3 separate regions of the Homo sapiens genome follow, and all the other regions are linked to region 1. Evidence: chromatin contacts called from ENCODE Hi-C or POLR2A ChIA-PET data. All regions are on one chromosome and are shown on one strand. The core of a region is the stretch at or near the end of the contact, and the rest is flanking DNA. Distances in the headings are between cores, read along the strand shown. Region 1 has its middle 84 kb from the start of MED9. Region 2 overlaps TOM1L2 (target of myb1 like 2 membrane trafficking protein). Region 3 holds the start of DRG2 (developmentally regulated GTP binding protein 2).

Region 1 (4,143 bases), core at 20-2,519:
AGCCTCCGCCTCCCAAAGTGCTGGGATTACAGGCATGAGCCACTGCACCCGGCCTCTCAGAGATTTTTAAAAATCCCATTTCACAGTACATTCCAGAATGGGCAACATTGTCGAGGTCTTTATTTCTCTGGGATCAGTTCTAGCAGTTTTTGATTGCCTTCACCGTAGAGAAATATTGAGTGAAAATGGAAACTCCAAGTGAAAACGAAAACTCTAAGTGCTGATGAAAGTAACTCAAGCTCTGTCTTTTCGCCCTCACAGCCTCTGGGCTGTAGCTGCTTATTCTGAGTATCCTGCTGGGACCTAAGAACATGAGACCCAGAGGTTTAGAGACGGAAACTGCACCTGAATGAGCTGGAGAGGTCCTGGAGCATTAGGAATTCACTCTCGAAACAGACGCTTGTAGCTAAATATGCATGTCAGGGCTGAACCGGGTGGGAGTTTGCAGAACTAACTTCTACATGTACAATATAAAGTTTATTAAAGAATGAATAATAAAAAGTGTGAACTTGGAGCTTCACATATATCATTAAAACTCAACAGTTAACCCTGGAAATATTCTGGAACTTGAATGAACAAAAGATCTAGGAACCTGGAAAACATCTCTGATGATGTTTAGAATTGTCTGTGCATGGTAATAATAAAAACACTGATTTATAGTTGGTCATATTGAGAGGTGAAGCCGGTTGGGCTTCTGGGTGGAGTGGGGACTTGGAGAACTTTTCTGTCTAGCTAAAGGATTGTAAATGCACCAATCTGCGCTCTGTGTCTAGCTAAAGGTTTGTAAACACACCGATTAGCACTGTGTAAAATGGACCAATCAGCACTGTGTAAAATGGACCAATCAGCGCCCTGTGAAATGGACCAATCAGCAGGATGTGGGCGGGGTCAAATAAGGGAATAAAAGCTGGCCACCATGTGCCGCCAGTGGTAACCTGTTCAGTATGCTTCTGTGTGATGCTTGTTTTTTTTTTTTTTTGCTGTTTGCAATCTTGTTGCTGTTGGCTGTTTGGGTCTGCCCTGATTGTAAGACACCCATGGCAAAGTCTGCAGCTTCACACCTGGATGAAGTCAGCGAGACGGTGAGTCCACCAGGAGGAGTGAACAACTCCAGACCCGCCACCTTTATAGAGCTGTAACACTCATCGCGGAGCTCTGCAGCTTCACTCCTGAAGCCAACGAAACCACGAACCCACCAGGAGGAACGAACAGGTCTGGACGTGCCATTTTTAAGAGCTATAACGCTCACTGTGCAGGTCTGCAGCTTCACTTCTGAAACCAGCGAGACCACGAACCCACCAGGAGGAATGAGCAACTTTGGTTGCGCTACCTTTAAGAGCCGGAACACTGACTGCGAAGGTTTGTGGCTTCACCCCTGAAGTCAGCGAGACCACGAACCCACCACAAGGAAGAAACTCCGAACACATCTGAACATCTGAAGGAACAAATTCCGGACATGCCATCTTTAGGAACTGTAACACTCACCGCGAGGGTCTGTGGCTTCATTCTGGAAGGTAGCGAGACCAAGAACCCACTGGAAGGAGCAAATTCCAGACCCAATATTATTGTAGAATTCTCTCCAGAGTGTGGGTGTGGTGGCTCAGGCCTGTAATCTCAGAGCACTTTGGGAAGTCAAGTTGGAAGGATTGCTTAAGGCCAGGAGTTTGAGTCCAGTCTGGGCAACATAGTGAGACCCTGTCTCTGCAAAAAATTAAAAAATCCAGATGTGGTAATGTGTGCCTGTGTCCCAGCTTTTTTGGAGGCTGAGGTGGGAAAATGGCTTGAGACCAGGAGTTAAAAGCTATGAAGAGCTGTGATCATGTCATTGCACTCCATGTTAGGCAAGAGTGACGACCCCCAACTTTTAAAATATATATTGTTGAGGCAGAGTTTCACACTGTCCCCCAGGCTGGAGTGCAGTGGCATGATCTTGGCTCACTGCAACCTCTTCCATCAGGTTCAAGCAATTCTCCTGCCCCAGCTTCCTGAGTAGCTGGGGTTACAAGCGCCTGGCTAATTTTTGTATTTTTAGTAGAGAAGTTTTCACCATGTTGACCAGGCTGGTCTCGAACTCCTGACCTCAGGTGATTCACCCACCTCGGCCTCCCAAAGTGCTGGGATTACAGGTGTGAGCCTGGCATAAATAAAATTTTTTAAAAGAATGAAACAATTATCTACAGACAACTTGTCCCTTCATGGCCTGCGTAGGCAGGGCCCTGCCTTTGGCATCGTCTGTCTGGGGCCAGCTATTCTTTGACGTGAGTTGGGGTAAGTGTGCCAGCTCCCTCGCTCCAGCACAGAGGGACTGATCTGAGCCCTGGCTTTCCTGGGCAGATGGAGCTCCAGCTGCCCCAGAGGTGTCTATGTCAGTAACTTGCCCCTCCTTGGTTGCTCCTCCCATCTCCCTTCCTCCCATACCAGTGTTTCCTGGACCACCTTATGAATCAAGTGCTTGCACTTACATCCTGTCTCAAGATCAGTTTTTGGGAGAATCCCAGTCAGGACAGTAGCTCATTCAAAAAATAAAAAATAAAAAAAAATTCAAAAAACACACAACAGGCCGGGCGCAGTGGCTCATGCCTGTAATCCAGCACTTTGGGAGGCTGAGGCAGGCAGATCAAGAGATCGAGACCAGCCCAGCCAACAGGGTGAAACCGTGTCTCTGCTAAAAATACAAAAATTAGCTGGGTGTGGTGACGTGCGCCTGTAGTCCCACCTACTGAGGAGGCTGAGGCAGGAGAATTGCTTGAACCCAGGAGGTGGAGGTTGCAGTGAGCCGAGATCATGCCATTGGACTCCCGCCTAGCGATAAAGTGAGACTCCGTCTCAAAACAAAAAACAAACGAAAACAACAGTGACAACAAAACACACAAAAGACAAGCCAACAGAATAACATCACTGGTCCTCAGACAGGTGGATGATTGGATAGGCAGGTGATAAGGAGGTAGGTAAGCAGGGCTTACCTGAAGCTCATGGAGCGGAAGTTCAATGTCTTACTTTTCTAATTTTCCTCTTCTCTGAGTTCATGTCTCCTTCCAACTCTCCCTCCCCTCCAGCCTCCACAAAGGGAAAACGAAGCCCCCAGATCTTGTCTTTTAAGCCCTCAACCTGACGTCGGGGAAAGAACTCTGACCTGTCTTTCCTCCCTCTTTCTGGCGTGAGAGGGCCACACTTGGTAGGGGGTATCCTCCTTTTCACAGCTAATAACACAGAAACGAGCTCCTTGTGCCCGTTGGGCAAGGGCCACAGGGATGGGCCTCAGCCCCCGGCAGAAAAGGCTCCCCAGCTCCCGAGGGAAGTTTGGGAGCAGCCCGGGAGCTCCCATGGGCAGGCAGTAGGCGTGACGGAAAGAGAAAAATCACAGCTCACACCAAGTAAGGCCTGTTGCTGGGTGCGCTGAACCTTTGGACAAAACTTTGTTTCACTTAGCAAACCTCCATAACAATGCTTTGAGGAAGCGATTCCCATTTTCAGACAAGGAAACTGAGGCTCAGAAGGCAAAGTCACCTGCCTAAGTTTCACAGGGCTTCGGGGGTGGAACACTTACCAGTAGGAATGCTGGCCAGAGCCCCTTCTCTGCTCAAACTCTGCCTGTGGCTCCCACGTCACTCCAGGTAGAAGCTGAAATCCTTTCCATGGCTCACATGGCTCTGCTTAATCAGTCCCCCACCCTCACCCGATTCCCCCTAAGCCTACCCCCCACCACACTGCCTATTCTTGTTCCTCAGATAGCCCTGGATCCTCCCGCGTTGGGGCCGCCATCCCTGTATCTGACTGGAGCTGGCTTCCCATGGAAGTAGGTGACCCGCAGCCACCTCCCTGCAGCCACCAGGTCTCTCCCCACAGGCAGCTTTTCCTTTCGGCCTTCCCTGGCCTTCCTGTTGGAGATCGCAGCCCTCCCACCCACTGACCTCCTGCGGCCAGGACTCCCTGACGTATTCTCCATCTATCTTACATGGTTATGTATTGGATATCTGCCTCTTTCCAGCAAAACATTGGCTCTGAAAGGGCAGAGACTTTTGCATGGTTTGTTCACTGTCATTTCCCCGGTGGCCAGAACATCACCTGGCACATAGTAGGTGCCCAATATGTGTTTAATGGATGAATGAGTTGGGACCTGCACCCGGGTAGTTTGAACTAAAG
Region 2 (4,311 bases), core at 1,054-3,553, 570 kb after region 1:
TTCTCCAAGTCCCCACCAGATTAACTAGATACAGAGTGCTGATTGGTGCATTTACAAACCTTGAGCTAGACACAGAGTGCTGATTGGTGTATTTACAATCCCTTAGCTAGACATAAAGGTTCTCTAAGTCCTCACTAGACTCAGAAACCCAGCTGGCTTCACCCAGTGGATCCCACACCTGGGTCACAGGTGGAGCTGCCTGCCAGTCCCTGGCAGTGCGCCTGCACTCCTCAGCCCTTGGGCGGTCGATGGGACCGGGCGCAGTGGAGCAGGGGTTTGCGCTCCTTGGGGAGGTTCGGGCCGCATAGGAGCCCACGGCAGGGAGGCTCAGGCATGGTGAGCTGCAGGTCCAGAGTCCTGCCCCGCAGGGAGACCGCTGAGACCCGGCGAGAATTCCAGCACAGCACTGGCGGGCCGGCACTGCTGGGGGAATGGCACACCCTCCGCAGCTGCTGGCCTGGATGCTAAGCCCCTCACTGCCCGGGGCCTGCGGTGCTGGGCCCGCTGAGCTCACGCCCACCCAGAACTCGCGCTGGCCCGCAAGCGCCACGCGCAGCCCGGTTCCCGCCCGCGCCTCTCCCTCCACATCTCCCTGCAAGCTGAGGGAGGCGGCTCCGGCCTCGGCCAGCCCAGGGAGGGGTTCTCACAGTGCAGCGGCGGGCTGAAGGGCTCCTCAAGCACAGCCAGAGAAGGCATCGGGGCTGAGGAGGCGCCTGAGAGCGAGCAACGGCTGCCAGCACGCTGTCACCTCTCAAGAGTACAGTGGCACAATCATAGCTCGCTGCAGTCTCCACCTCCTGGGCTCAAGCAATCCTCCTGCCTCAGCCTCCAAAGTAGCTAGGACTACAGGGAGTAGCACTACCACACCCAGCTAATTTTTAAATTTTTTGTAGAAACAGGGTCTTGCTATGTTGCCCAGGCTGGCCTCAAATTTTTGGCCTCAAGCAATCCTCCTGCCTTGGCCTCCCAAAGTGCTGGGATTACAGGCATGAGCCACCACTCCCTTATACAGCCTTTCAAAATGGCAGGTAGAGAAAACAATGCATATGATTCTTCTTCAAAATATCACTGGGATTCAACACAAAAGAGCATATACTGTATGACTCCACTCATGAACTTCTAGAAGAGATAAAAGATCAGTGGTTCCCTCTGCAGTGTGTTGGAGGAGAGGATTAACTGGGAAGGGACCTGAGGGAGCTTTCTGGGGTGAGGTTGACAGTGCGTATCTTGATGGGGTAAGGTGACAACATGTAAGCATGTGTCAAAATTATAACAAAATGTATGCATTTTACTACAAGTAAACTACCTCAGTGAAAATCATTAGAAGGCAAATATATATACATTTACACAAAATATATATAAAGTATAACATATTTATATAAAATATATATAAAATATGTATATGTATATATTTACCTGTGTGCATGTATTTACATGTGTGTATATACTTACATATCACAGGCTATACACACACACACGTACACACACATATGATTCATAGGTATGTACAGTCTCTTATGGAAAGCTGTAAGTCTTAAGAAAAACTAGGCCAGGCGTGGTGGCTCACGACTGTAATCCCAGGCCGAGGTGGGCGGATCATGAGGTCCGGAGATCAAGACCATCCTGGCTAACACGGTGAAACCCCGTCTCTACTAAAAATACAAAAAATTAGCCGGGCGTGGTGGTGGGCGCCTGTAGTCCTAGCTATTCAGCAGGCTGAGGCAGGAGAATGGTGTGAACCCAGGAGGTGGAGCTTGCAGTAAGTCGAGATTGTGCCACTGCACTCCAGCCTGGGCAACAGAGCAAGACTCTGTCTCAAAAAAAAAAAAAAGAAAAGAAAAACTAAAAGCCACTTTGATTTGGGCCTTAAGCTTTAGGTCTGAAATGAACTTGGAAAGCTTGTTCAACCTCTGTTCTTCAAAACAAACGAACGAACAAACCATGCTCTTCAAATGAGTAACTGACAGGATGTGCCCCACCCAAAGTCTCACAGCAAATCAGCAGCAGAGCAGTGAACAGTCCCAGACTTTCCCAGTCCTAGCCTGGGATTGGTTTCTCTGGTCTGGACCAGTGCCAGAAAAAGTAGATAAAACAGAAGACCATTGGTGATTTTATGAGCTAATTTCATTTAAACCATCAAATCTAGAGCTAAATAGTACCCCCAACCAAGCCCAGTCAAAAACAGGAGACTAACTTTCAAACAATAAAATGTATTTACCTTCATGAGGCTGAGTTGAAAATTTCCACTCCATTAAAATGACAGACTTACTACCCCATGCTTACCCTCCCTGCCCATATACAAATATCTAAATGACTGGCAAGAGGCTGTGAGCTAAATAGGAAGACATGTAAGAGTCATAAAACTGAGTCACTGTGGGACCTTGGCAAGTCTCCTACTGTGATACAGTAAGAAATATATATTTGGTCTTTGTCCAGGTTCCTGGCACACCTCACCCAAAACCCCTGGAATCTCCTGAGAGATAAGTGTCTTTTGTATGCTAATGAGATTGGGGCTCCCTAGCCAGAAAGACCAAGGTACATTTCAGTGTTGGAACTTTTAGCCGTACCCTCATCCCACCTTACCTCCGGAAAGGGGAGAGGGACTAGAGGTTGAGTTATTCACCAATGGCCAGATTTAATCACTCATGCCCACATAATGAAACCTCCATTAATACCCCTAAACGATGGGGTTCAAAGAACTTCCAAGTTGAACACATAAAGGTGCTGGGAGGCTGGCACAGAAGTTCTCTGCCCCTTCCCCACACCTTGCCCGATGAATCTCTTCCATTTGGCTGTTGCTGAGTTATATCCTTTGTCACGAAAATGTAAGTAAAGTGTTGTCCTGAATTTTGTGAGCCATTCAAGCATATGATCAAACATGGGGAAGGCATCACGGGAATCCCCAATTTATAGCCGGTCATGGGAAGTACAGATGGTAACCAGGAACTTGTGACTGGCATGTGAAGTGGGGGCAGTCTTGTGGGACTGAGCCCTTAACCTCTGGGGTCCGCACCAGCTCCAGGTAGTTAGTGTCAAAACTGAATTCAATTGTAGGACATCCATTTGATATCAGAAAAAAGACAAAAACAACAAAAAAATCCCTGCACATTTGCTGTCAGAAATGTCATACATCACAGACACCCTCTCTGGCCTTGTTTCCACAACCTGCAAAAATTAGAGGGTTGGACCAAATACCACTAAGACCCTTTCAACTAGAGTCTTCTGATTCTTTGAATTGCTGGTTTAAGAATTTCCACAGTTAGCATAGGAGACTCTCGCTCTCTGGAAGCCACTAGCAAATTCAGCTTTCAAACCCCAAGCAACATCATTTCTCAGGCCTCATTTCCTATTTCGACTAATGACGTGCCAGAAATCTGTGTGATTTCTCCTTTGAGGAGCAGCAAAAAAAACTCCACAGTGTCCTATTACAGGACCCAGTTCTTGTCCCCAGCTCTCAAAGACAGCCCAATTCTCTGAGATGAAAGAATCAGTCTCTCTCCATTACACTCAATTTTAAACCAAAACCCGAAACAGAATTTTTGACATGCCTCCCAGACTACAAGGCTTATGCTTCATTAATGATTAAAAGAGCAGCTGGTGATGTCTTAAAAGCAAGTTGGTCAGTTAGACAATTTAGCATGTGTTTAAATTCCGTCTTTTCCTCCATCCATCACTGTAGTTCTAAGGCAAATCCAAAGAGAAAGTAAAATACACAGGTCTTCCATTACTAAGAAGTGCCTCAGCGAGGATATAAGAAAGCACGTCCTTTGAGGAAATTCTCAGAAAACTTACTGGTATGAAGAGGACACTTGTACACTGAGTTACAGGAGGAAAACTGAAACTGAGTACATAATTTACAATACTAGTGTAGGTCTGGATTTAAGACAACTATTACTAGATTTTTCAGCTACCAAGTTCATTCAGGCATTCATTCACTCAATCCCACAAACAATACTAAGCTCTCTGGTTTAGTGGTTAAGAGCACCAGCTCTGCTGCCCACAGACCTGGGTTCAAATCCCTGCTCTGCCACTGATAATCCACAGACCTTGAGGAAGGTACTTGACTTTTTTTTTTCTGAGACAGGGTCTCTGGCTCTGTCAACCAGACTGGAGTGTAGTGGCACAATCTCAGCTCACAGCAACCTCTGCCTCCTGGGCTCATGCCATCTTCCCACCTCAGCCTCCTCCCAAGTAGCTGGGACTACAGGTGCATGCTACCATGCCCAGCTAATTTTTGTATTTTTTTGTAGAGACGGAATTTCGCCATGTTGCCCAGACTGGTCTCGAACTCCTGAGCTCAAGTGATCCTCC
Region 3 (4,711 bases), core at 513-3,012, 700 kb after region 1:
CTTGAGCCTGGAAGGTTGAGGTTGCAGTGAGCTGTAGTCACGCCACTGCACTCTAGCCTAGGCAATAGAGGGAGAGCCTGTCTAAGAAAAAATGTCACGAGATGCTGTCTACTTTACACTGCTTCGTATCAGGAGGCATCTGATGGTAGGTGATCCTGAGTTGGAGTACTGCGTTAAGGTGGTATGGGGGGCAGGTGCAGTGGCTCATGCCTGTAATCTCAGAACTCTGGGAGGCCAAGGCTGGCAGATTCCTTGAGCTCAGAAGTTCAAGACCAGACTGGGCAACAATGGTGAAACTCCATCTCTACAACATAATACAAAAATCAGCCAGGCGCGGTGGCTGATTTTCTCCCAGACTGAGGAGGGAGGATCACCTGAGCCTGGGAGGTCGAGGCTGCAGTGAGCTGTGATCACGCCACTGCACACCAGCCTGGGTGATCAAGTGAGACCCTGTCTCAAAAAAAAAAAAAAAAAAAAAAAGGTGGTATGGGGATCCACTTTTTTTTTCTTGAGACAGGTTCTCGCTCTGTTGCCCATGCTGGAGTGCAGTGGCAGCATCTTGGGGATCCATTTTGAACCTCTTCAAGCTTGTCCCACCTGAGGTCTGCAGCCACATGTGGCCCAGGACCACTTTGAATGTGGCCAAACACAAATTCGTAAACTTTCTTAAAACATTATGAAATTTAGGCAGGGCACAGCGGCTCACGCCTGTAATCCCAGCACTTTGTGAGGCTGAGGCAGGCAGATCACTTGAGGTCAGGAGTTCGTGACCAGCCTGGCCAACATGGTGAAACCTCGTCTCTACTAAAAATACAAAAATTAGCCGAGTGTGGTGGCACGCGCCTGTAATCCCAACTACTTGGGAGGCTGAGGCAGGAGAATCACTTGAACCCAGGAGTCGGAGGTTGCGGTGAGCCAAGATCACACCACTGAACTACAGCCTGGATGACAAAGTGAGACTCCGTCTCAAAAAAACAAAACTAAAACAAAGAAAAAAAAACTGAGGTTTTTTGTTTGTTTGTTTTTTGAGATGGAGTTTCGCTCTTGTTGCCCAGGCTGGAGTGCAATGGCGCGCAATCTCCACTCACCGCAACCTCCGCCTCCCGGGTTCAAGCAATTCTCCTGCCTCAGCCTTCCCAGTAGCTGGGATTATAGGCGCGCGCCACCACGCCCGGCTAATTTTGTATTTTTAGTAGACATGGGTTTCTCCATGTTGGTCAGGCTGGTCTCGAACTCCCAACCTCAGGTGATCCGCCCGTCTCGGCCTTCCAAAGTGCTGGGATTACAGGCGTGAGCCACCGCGCCCGGCCAAAACATTGAGGGTTTTTTTGGCGATTTTTTTTTAAGCTCATCAGCTATCGTTAGTGTTGGTGTATTTTACGTGTGGCCCAAGACAATTCTTCCAATGTGGCCCAGAGAAGCCAAAAGATTGGACACCTCCATTTATAGTATAAAATGAAAGCCACTAGGCTTTCGGCTCAGCCCCTTTTCCTTACACTGCCAGTCAGCTGCGCTCAGGGACCCGCAGTTCAGAGTTCAACACGGGCAGATTCCCTCTCTTCCTTGCTTGCTCCTGCCAGCCGCAGCCGTGGGCCAGTACAGCATGGCCCGGCCCCGCCCCGGCTCTTTCCAGAGGTCCGCAGCCTGGCCGGCCCAGCGGGCGGAACCGATAGTGTCTGGCACTTGGCTCGCCCGGACTCTGAATCCTGGAGCACCAGGCGCCCACGAGAACGCTGTTCTCTTTGGCTTCCGGGCGCACGCTACTCTGTCGCCGCCGTCAGACCGGAATTGCCGGTGCCGCCGCCACCGCTGTCTGTGCGCCCACCTCTGCTGCTACCATGGGGATCTTAGAGAAGATCTCGGAGATCGAGAAGGAGATCGCTCGGACACAGAAGAACAAGGGTGAGGGCCGGCCGGGCGGGGCCTTCCTTTCTGCCTGCCTCAGTTTTCCTGTCTGTAAAATGGGGGAACAACTCCAGCAGTAATGCTGGGGCAAGATCCGAGGCCGCGGAGAAGTTGCCAGACAAGTGCCGAGGCCGCCCTGCGCGCCCAAGGCAGGGCCAGGCGGGAGCGGGTCTCACGCCCAGGTCTGACTGCAAACGTACCCCAAGAGATCTGGTCAGTCCCAGACCGTGTGCCCGAGTAGAGTAGTCCCAGCTCACAGAGCAAGCATCTGACCCAGAGAGAGGCGGAGCTGGGGTTCAAACCTCAGTCTCCTGATGGCTGGGCCTGGGGCCTGGGTCTACTCTGTTGTTTTGGGAAGTGCAAGAGGAGACCTCTCAGGAACAGCCTCACCCAGCAGCTGAGAGCCCATTGGAGCAAGGGAATCAGGACTCTGGAGTCTGGAAGGCCTGGGTTTGAGCCCCAGGTCCACCACGTACCTTCTGTAAAACATTGGAAAGTCACTTCATTTCTTGGAGTCTCAGTGTCCTCATCTGTAAATGGGGTAATACTCCCCTGCTCCATCTTAGTACACAGCTGAGTTAAATTAGATGGCCTTTACAAAGCACTGGGCACATGGTGAGCACTCAGTATTTAAAGTAAACACCCCAACATAGATAATACATAATGAAGCCTCAAATCTGGACTTTAGAATGTAAGGGCTGGAGGAGCTCACAGAAGAGAGGTGAGGAGAGAACGATGACACCAGGACAAAGTGGGACTTGAGCTGGTTGTTGGAAGGGTATCCCAGGTGGGGGCCACTGCTGAGACAAAGACATGGGAGTGAGCATGGTATGTTCATGGGACAGTGAGAACAATCTAGATCAGAAGGGGGTTATGGAAGAGTAATGGGAGATGCAATTGGCCAGGCTAGTGGCTAGCCATTCAGGCTTGTGGGAGCAGGAAGCAAGCAACACTAGATAGCTGGTCCCAGTGTCTGCCCTCCCTTGGTTCCATTTAGGTTTGAAGGCCAAGGAGTTGAGGGCCCTCTATGACTCATTCCTTCTGTAAATCTTTTTTGTTTGTTTGTTTGAGACAGTCTTGTTCTGTCACCCAGGCTAGAGTGCAGTGGTGCCATCTGGGCTCACTGCAACCTCTGCCTCCCAGGTTCAAGCGATTCTCCTGCCTCAGCCTCCAAATAGCTGGGATTACAGGCACGTGCCACCACACCCGGCTAATTTTTGTATTTTTTTAGTAGAGAGGGGGTTTTGCCATGTCGTCCAGGCTGGTCTCAAACTCCTGACCTCAGGTGATCCACCCGCCTCGGCCTCCCAAAGTGCTGGGATTACAGGCATGAGCCACCGTGCCTGGCCGATCTTTCCTGAGCCTTTACTATGTGCTAGGCACTGTGGTTAAAGCAGTGAACACAGCAGGCATATCCCAGCCCTTGGATCTGATCTTCTAGTTGACGGTCTGAAAACTAGAAATCAAATAAATAAGATAATGTCAGCCAGCAATATGTGCTATGAAGACAAACCAGGGTGATACAGCAGAATATTGGGGGTGGGGAGGGACTGGGGATTGGGTCTGCTTAGGTGGAGTGATAGAGAAGACCACCATGAGGATGGGGCATTTGAACTAAGACCTGATTGAAAAGAAGGAACCGGTCACGCAAACATCTGGGGGAAGAGGGTTCCTGGCAGAAAGAGCAGCTAGTGCAAAGGCCCTGAGGCAGGAACAAACTTGGCTGTTTACAGGTCAACAGGACTGGGGCTGGGGTGCAGTGATGGGACAGGAGGGGGTTGATCATGCAGAGCCATAGGTCATGGGAAAGACTCTGGGTTGTGTTCTAAGGCAGTGGGAGCTGGTGCAGGGTGTTAAGCAGGGGAGGGGCTATTCTGACTTCTGTCTTGAAAGTTCCCTCTGGCTGCTGTAATATTCCATATTACCCATAAGACCCAAGGAAAGTCACAGGGAGGCTAGAGATGCTGCCACTTTGGCAGTAGTAGACAAAGGAGATATAAAGGTGATTAAGACCTAGTCCCTCCCTTCAGAGATGCTCAGAATTTTAGGAGCTGGGATGACAGGAAGGGCCATGTGTACCTGACTGACACTGAATCCTTTTTTTTTTTTTTTTTTTTTTTTGAGACAGTCTTGCTCTGTTGCCCAGGCTGGAGTGCTGGAGTGCAGTGGTGTGATCATAGCTCACTGTAACTTCAAACTCCTGCATTCGAGCAATCCTTCCACCTCCACCTCTTGAGTAGCTGGGACTACAGGTGTGCACCACCACACCGGGCTAATTTATATATATATATATATATATATATATATATATATATATTTTTTTTTTTTTTTTTTTTTTTTTTTGAGATGGAGTTTCACTCTTGTTGCCCAGGCTGGAGTGCAATGGTGCAATCTCGGCTCACCGCAACCTCCGCCTCCCAGGTTCAAGGGATTCTCCTGCCTCAGTCTCCCAGGTGTGTGCCACAACGCCCAGCTAATTTTGTGTCTTTAGTAGAGACAAGGTTTCTCCATGTTGGTCAGGCTGGTTTCGGACTCCGGACCTCAGTTGATCCGCCCACCTCGGCTTCCCAAAGTGCTGGGATTACAGGCGTGAGCCACCCCACCCGGCCAATTTTTATGTTTTTTGTAGAGGCACGGTCTCACTATGTTGCCCAGGGTAGTCTTGAACTCCCAGCCTCAAGCAGTCCTCCCTTCTCAGCTTCCCCAAAGTGTTGGGATTACAGGTGTGAGCCACCCCACCCGGCCAATTTTTATGTTTTTTGTAGAGGCACGGTCTCACTATGTTGCCCAGGGTAGTCTTGAACTC

What was found. Hi-C counts contacts between places; a loop is a spot of excess contacts on that map. ChIA-PET counts read pairs that join two places held with the same protein, here RNA polymerase II (POLR2A). Pooled maps may share reads with other maps.
Region 2: a map of ovary shows a loop between it and region 1 (2.9-fold over the local background). The contact joins two enhancer-like sites. A Hi-C loop is called at or near these places in 1 of 168 maps with a recorded cell type or tissue (ovary) and 2 of 50 pooled maps. POLR2A ChIA-PET finds 5 or more read pairs at or near these places in 1 of 52 experiments (CD8-positive, alpha-beta memory T cell).
Region 3: a loop to region 1 is called in a pooled map, with 4 times the contacts of the local background. The contact joins the promoter of DRG2 here to the enhancer-like site in region 1. A Hi-C loop is called at or near these places in 2 of 50 pooled maps. POLR2A ChIA-PET finds 5 or more read pairs at or near these places in 2 of 52 experiments (AG04450 and naive thymus-derived CD8-positive, alpha-beta T cell).

Annotation. Positions count from the first base shown.
Region 1 is chr17:17,390,887-17,395,029 of GRCh38, forward strand. No RefSeq gene overlaps it. Among named protein-coding and RNA genes, the nearest start is that of MED9, 84 kb to the right of the region's middle. RefSeq lists an enhancer at 1,149-1,378. Within about 2 kb of position 1,270, at least 2 of the 41 ENCODE cell types and tissues checked have a DNase peak (open chromatin) inside an H3K27ac peak, as active enhancers do.
Region 2 is chr17:17,956,273-17,960,583 of GRCh38, forward strand. All of the region lies in intron 1 of TOM1L2 (target of myb1 like 2 membrane trafficking protein), which reads right to left. Among named protein-coding and RNA genes, the nearest start is that of TOM1L2, 14 kb to the right of the region's middle. RefSeq lists a silencer at 2,022-2,071. Within about 2 kb of position 2,304, at least 22 of the 41 ENCODE cell types and tissues checked have a DNase peak (open chromatin) inside an H3K27ac peak, as active enhancers do.
Region 3 is chr17:18,086,186-18,090,896 of GRCh38, forward strand. DRG2 (developmentally regulated GTP binding protein 2) reads left to right here and starts at 1,763. Exons shown (of 13, transcript NM_001388.5): 1 at 1,763-1,902. The coding sequence starts at 1,839. RefSeq lists enhancers at 1,421-1,580, 1,646-2,147, 1,771-2,090, 2,141-2,190, 2,148-2,647.